2 separate regions of the Homo sapiens genome follow, and region 2 is linked to region 1. Evidence: read pairs that join two places in POLR2A ChIA-PET (ENCODE). Cell type or tissue: HepG2. All regions are shown on one strand. Links, peaks and the distances in the headings refer to the core of each region. The heading gives the core; the rest is flanking DNA.

The links. ChIA-PET counts read pairs that join two places held together with the same protein. Peaks named below come from ENCODE experiments on the same cell type or tissue, not always from the same donor. Only the 100,000 strongest peaks of a DNase experiment are listed, where the experiment ranks them.
Region 2: POLR2A ChIA-PET joins it to region 1 with 11 read pairs; 8 of 35 experiments call an interaction of 5 or more read pairs at or near these places.

Annotation. Positions count from the first base shown.
Region 1 is chr1:39,157,183-39,160,087 of GRCh38, forward strand. It overlaps a transcript of MACF1 not described here. Among named protein-coding and RNA genes, the nearest start is that of MACF1, 46 kb to the right of the region's middle. In HepG2, for the core only: no CTCF peak of the experiment used is centred there; DNase peaks (open chromatin) are centred at 1,269, 1,629 and 2,249; H3K4me3 peaks cover 2,004 bases.
Region 2 is chr1:39,212,793-39,215,697 of GRCh38, forward strand. All of the region lies in intron 1 of MACF1 (microtubule actin crosslinking factor 1), which reads left to right. Among named protein-coding and RNA genes, the nearest start is that of MACF1, 9.6 kb to the left of the region's middle. RefSeq lists enhancers at 1,009-1,727, 2,106-2,215. In HepG2, for the core only: no CTCF peak of the experiment used is centred there; DNase peaks (open chromatin) are centred at 1,599 and 2,699; H3K4me3 peaks cover 1,861 bases.

The DNA.
Region 1 (2,905 bases), core at 245-2,744:
AGGTCTCAAACTTCTGAGCTCAAGCAGTCCGCCCACCTTACCCTCCCAAAGTATTGGGATTACAGGTGTGAGCCACCACACCCAGCCCCTTTCCATTATCTTAGCAGCTGTCACAATTATTTAGCCTGATCTTTTTAGGTGGGCATACTCCCTTTTCTCTCTGTTTTTACAATGCTACTTACACAGTTTCTCCACCTGCATCCAATCTGTAATTGGGAGTTTTGCAGAGCAGTGTATTTGGTATGCTGTGAACTCTTCCCTAGGTCACCCAATGGCATCTTGTGAGCCAGGTTGTCTGAAAAACTTCAAATCTTGGTGGCAGTGTGGTGGGTGTATCTCCCATATGAGGGATTGTTCCAGGGATCTGACTCAATTGACAGCTCCTGAATTTCTAATATGCCAAGGCTTTTGTGGTAAGATGAGCAAGAATTTTTCAAGCTCAGATTTGGGGAACATAGCTTCTTGCCATGCTATCTCATTGGCATGATGTGTGACTTTTGGGCAGATTACTTAACCTCTGTCTATTTACTTTTTCTTTTTTTGAGACAGGGCCTCACTTTGTCACCAAGGCTAGAGTGCAGTGGTGTGATCTTGGCTCACTGCAGCCTCAACTTCCCAGGTTCAAGCGATCCTTCATCCTCAGCTCCCCAAGTAGCTGGGACTGCAGGAACGTACCACCACACCCAGCTAATTTTTTGGAGTTTTTGTAGAGACGGGGTTTTGCCATGTTGCTCAGGCTGGACTTCTGTCTGTTTTCTCATCTGATAATGAAAAGTTGCAATTATTTTCACAAGATACTTTCAAAGATGAGTCTAATAATGCAGATGAGCCATTTTGAGTTCCTTACAACAAAGATGCTGTGGAAATTTCAGGATTTTCCCCCTTTAGTTATAATATGGGTAGCTTATCCTAAGAACCTGTGACTATTGGGATGGTCATCTTTTTGAGGCCAGCAGTAGAAAGAAATTTGCAGTAGTGACTGACACATTAAAGCAACCCCGAAACAAATCAGAGTGAAATAGTGTCCTGGAGTTGGGGATATGTGGGTGATATCTGGGCTGCATTTTCTCTCTAGGTATCCATGGAGAGGGTCCTGTCTCCCTGAATGGTTGTGCTTTCAACAGTTAGGGAATGAGCTTGACAGTTTCTGCTTCTTCCCTCCCCTTGCCTTGAACTGCCTTGATATGCAGTGCCTCCTCTGTTGTGTGGCTGTATTCCAGTCCGTAAACATGACTGCTGTAAGGAGAGTACAGAGTATTGTTTATTTTGTAAAACTTGTCTCATTGCCATGTAATATTTGCTCAAGAGCTCCTGTTGTGGTGATATTCTTGTGGTGAGCATGGCCCTTTAAAGATTTTGTTCTCAAATGTTAAATGAGCCCCTGACTGGTGTCCTGAAAAGCATTTAAGCTTCTCTCCCTAGAGTTTAAGCAAGAGGAGCAGTAATCCCAGTGGAGCCTGGGCTGGGGTCTAGAGAGAAGGTGGCAGATGAGGTGGCAGATGACAGGCAGGGGCGGTTGTGGTCCCGTAGCTCATTTGCACAAAGGAGGGGCTGGCCTCTCCTGGGGAGGTATTTCCGCTCACTGGAACAAATGAGGGCGCTCAAAAGGCTGTAATGTAATGAGGCTTCTCTGGTGACGTCACTTGTAAATGTGGTCAAAGTCCAGTTCTTGGGGGCTAGTAGAAGCGGGAGTAGAGATCATTCGGTTTGCATGCTTTCACTTCTCAGCTGTCACTGTGCCATGGTGCCTACTTTCAGCCAGTGAACCAACTCAACTGGGCCGGGCATGAACGCTTACAAGTATCAGAAGTTCCTGGAGGGACTCAACAACCTTAGAGGTATTACAAGGCTTCAGGCTCCCTACCCTTTGTCCTTGCTGATCGTGTGAGCACTTATTATGGTGTGTATTGTATAGGGTCTGTAAAACCCTCCTGCTCTGAGCTGGCCCTATTTTTTATGCGTTTAGGCAATTAAACAGAAGGGATAGAGTTTGTAAATGCAATCCTAAGTGAGTAGGAGAGAATCTCCTTAGGTACTTCAGCAACAGCCTGTTGTCTTGCTTGAACGGACAAGTAAGAAATGTCCCCTGTATTCTTGAGCTCAGAGGGCTCAGGGCACTCCCTGTTTTCTTTGAGGTGGCCAGACAGTGTGGGTGGAGGGCTCTTGCCATAGGGCCCTGCAGCCTCACCTAGGTGTAGTTATGTTTCTTGGGCCAGGTTTTCCAGTTGCTTGTGTCTACAGTGAGTCAGAGTCCCATTTGGAGAGAACTGGAGTTGGGAGTGGGGAGGAGGGTGGAGGGAGGAATGCAGGTTGATGGGCTATTTGTAAGCCCATTGTAAAGTAAGCCTTTGTAAAGAGTAAAACAATGACTTTGAAAGAGGAAGCTTTTTATTAAAGTTTTAAAGGAAATAGTGTTTTCTTTGCATCATGGGCAAATTCTTCACTGACCAGACATGAGAAGAATGTACTCAGATGTGATGTAGGACTCTTTTTGGATATTAAAGAGAAAAATGAATGAAATCTTTTTACTTTCCCTTCTCTAATTAATAAGTGGTTTTATTTCCATTTGCAGAGGAGGGTGCTTAAACCATTTTTCTTTCATCAGTAGTTAGGATTCTGGACCCAGAGCAACCATGGGGTGTGGAGAGAGTGGGAGGGGGTAGAGGGAGGAAAGGAGTAAACTGGGTTTTTTCAGGGATGAGGAAAGTGGCAGACAGGGTGTGGGCAGGAGATCTGTACTCCCTTCTTGCCAGGGTATGTAGATGTTTTACTTTCTTTCACTATCTGTTGAAGAACTCTGGTTCTAAGAAATATATATGGAGAGCTTTGTATGCTATAAAGGGATATACAGGTCGGGCATGGTGGCTCGCACTCGTAATCCCAACACTTTGGGAGGCTGAGATGG
Region 2 (2,905 bases), core at 201-2,700, 56 kb after region 1:
TTGTATTTTTTTAGTAGAGGTGGGGTTTCGCCATGTTGGCCAGGGTGGTCTCTAACTCCTTACCTCAAGTGATCTGCCCACCTTGGCCTCCCAAAAGTGCTGGCATTATAGGCGTAAGCCACTGTGCCTGGCCGAGTTAAATGTTTTTATTTGTTACCCTTCCCAAGAATATTTCACCTTCTTACATATACAACTCCTATGCCTTTGTTTGTTTATTCTGGTTTAGGTCCTTCTCAGAGACAGCAGGGTATAACAGGGAGCACAGCTTTGGAGCTGGACAAATGGACATGTAATCTTGGTCAAGTTATTTAACCTTTTAAAGTCCTAGAATTTTTATCTCTAAAATGGAAATGATAATATCTTTCTTGGAGAATTGTTGGGATTAAATGAAATGATATTTAAAGTTTTTAGCACATTAACTGTGAACTAACAGTTATAGTAAATGTTCAGTTAATTTTAGCTTAGGTTATTGAGTACCTTCTAAATGTGATAGAGATGGGGTTATGGAGACAAAAGAGTCCCTACACTCAGATAATTTATTTTTTTATTTTTTATTTTTGAGAGAGTCTCGCTCTGTGGCCCAGGCTGGAGTGCAGTGGCACAATCTCGGCTCACTGCAACTTCTACCTCCCGGGTTCAAGCAGTTCTCCTGCCTCAGCCTCTCAAGTAGCTGGGATTACAGGCATGTGCCACCACGCCCAGCTAATTTTTTTTGTATTTTAGTTAGAGTCGGGGTTTTACCGTGTTGGCCCCAGGGTGGTCTCGAACTCCTGAGCTCAGGCAGTTTACCCGCCTTGGCCTCCTAAAGTGCTAGGATTACAGGCGTGAGCCACTGCACTCAGTCTCACTCAGGGAATTTAAATCTGATAAAGGAAGAGGTTACTAGATATGAGTCAGGAAATGTTCATTCCTTTTTTTCTCTCTTCCCTATTTCTTATGCATTCCTTTTCCCAGTACGAGGCAAATTCTAGGAGGACCCTTCATCTCCAAGGCTAAAAAGAGTCTTATAAGAGGGACAAACTGAGTACAGTTGTCACAGGTTATCAGGGTGACTGAGAGCTTAGTCTAGGCGGGATAAAGTCAGCTGTGAGAACCTTTATTAGTAAGCAGTAACAGGATTATTAGCAGTTTGTAGGTGGGAGGGATACCCACTTGGGAGTGAAGTTGTCAAGCAACTGAGGCAGGTCATAGGGCTTGTTTAAACTGAATGGTCTGCTAGGAAAGCTTGCATTTACTTTTTTTCATTTGTAGTCGTTTGGGCTAATCTCTGGAAACTTGCTTTCCTAGGTGCTGCCCCTCCTCCCTCCCTGCCTTCAGGAACAGGATTGAAAGCAGCATTAGCCTGAAGAAGTCGTTCTATTTAGGGAGCTAGAGCAGAGGGCCAGTGATTAGGCCCTTATCTGCAGCGGGGCCTTTTTGAGTGGTGTGGGGCAGGGCTGCAGTGTCTGTCCTGACACCCACAGAGGCTGGACTTTTCTGTCCCCTGGTTGGGTTAGAACTGTGAAGAACCAATAGAAGGGCTGGGCCAGCTGAATGAAAAAGCCCTTCATTGTGTTTCTTCAACATTCCAGTGTCTGGTACAATTAGCCAAGACTCGGAAAACAAGTTGGACAAACAAGCAGGCAGCCTTCTACTGATGGATGAAAGGATTTCTGGCACAGCTGAGTTAAGTGCACTGACTGTAAAGACAGAGTAGGAGGATCTGGGAAGAAGAAGGGGACTTTGGAATGCCATTCCTGGCTGTGAGGGGAAAGAATGGAGCAACAAGCAAACGGTATTTTTGAAGCTGATAAAATTTGCTGTGATAATCTACCTGGGAGGCTGGCTGAGGCGAGGCTGGCTGAGGTGGGGCTACTCTGTAAAGTAGGTGGAATCACTGGGGAGTTACTGACTCTTCCCTTTTGGCAGCTGTAAGTGCGGGGAAGGGAAACTTTCTTTGGAATCTAGGGATCTGTTCACAGTGGACGGTGAGTGTATGAGCTTGCTCCATTATAGTCTCTCCCATCATGAGACCTTCTCATTTGGTTAACACTATATGTACTTCTGCCTGAGAAGAGGCACACCTGAGGAGCAAGTTGTTGGGCAATGGATGCACTGTTCCTGACTTGGCAGTAAACCACTTAGCTCACCAGCTCTCCTGCAACTAAGATTCACCACATTACAAGCTTCTGCTCTGCAAATGGAGGGTAACTCAAAGACCAGTTTCTTCCTACTCAGGTTTACTCACTTCATACCTTGACTGGACTTTTGCATATGGAGCTCTCCCCTCTGTACGCTCTATTGGTCTGGAAACACAGAGTTGGTGCTACTTTTGAACAGCATGCAGCATGCTATATGCCTGAGACATGGACCCAGTTTTTGGAAGTGCCCTAGGGAGGAGCTTCCTCTCTGACCTCAAGGGAAGAAGGAGGTCAGTAGGAAGTGGTGGGTGGAGCCACTTCTCTGTTCTGCTGTCTCCTCTCTACACCTCACAGCCCTTTTTGAGGAGCTGCGAAGGGTGCACAGGCCAGTAGCTGGAGGTTCTTTGGTACCCCCTCCTTTTAGGTGGGGTCAGCAGACACAGGGGCGCCATGTGGCCGAGTTACCAAGATGAACACGAGTTCAACGCCCACCTGGTTTGTCGCATGTGCTGTATGGGTTAGTATGTGAAGTTTTTTTTTTTTTTGCTTGTCCGGGCCTGAGGATCCCAAATAGCCCTTGCTCTCATTGACTCATAGGAATGCATGGACTTCGAAGCCTTGTGGTGTTACAACCTTTAGGCTTGTTAAAATGTGCAGTGGAATAGATTGGGGTGCCCTACTTCCTGGGGAACTTCTTAAGCTTGCAGTAACTGGCAGTTAAGAGCCCAAGCTTTGGGTGTAGAACTTTTTTTATAGAGACTGAATTCATGCTCATGCTTCTGCCT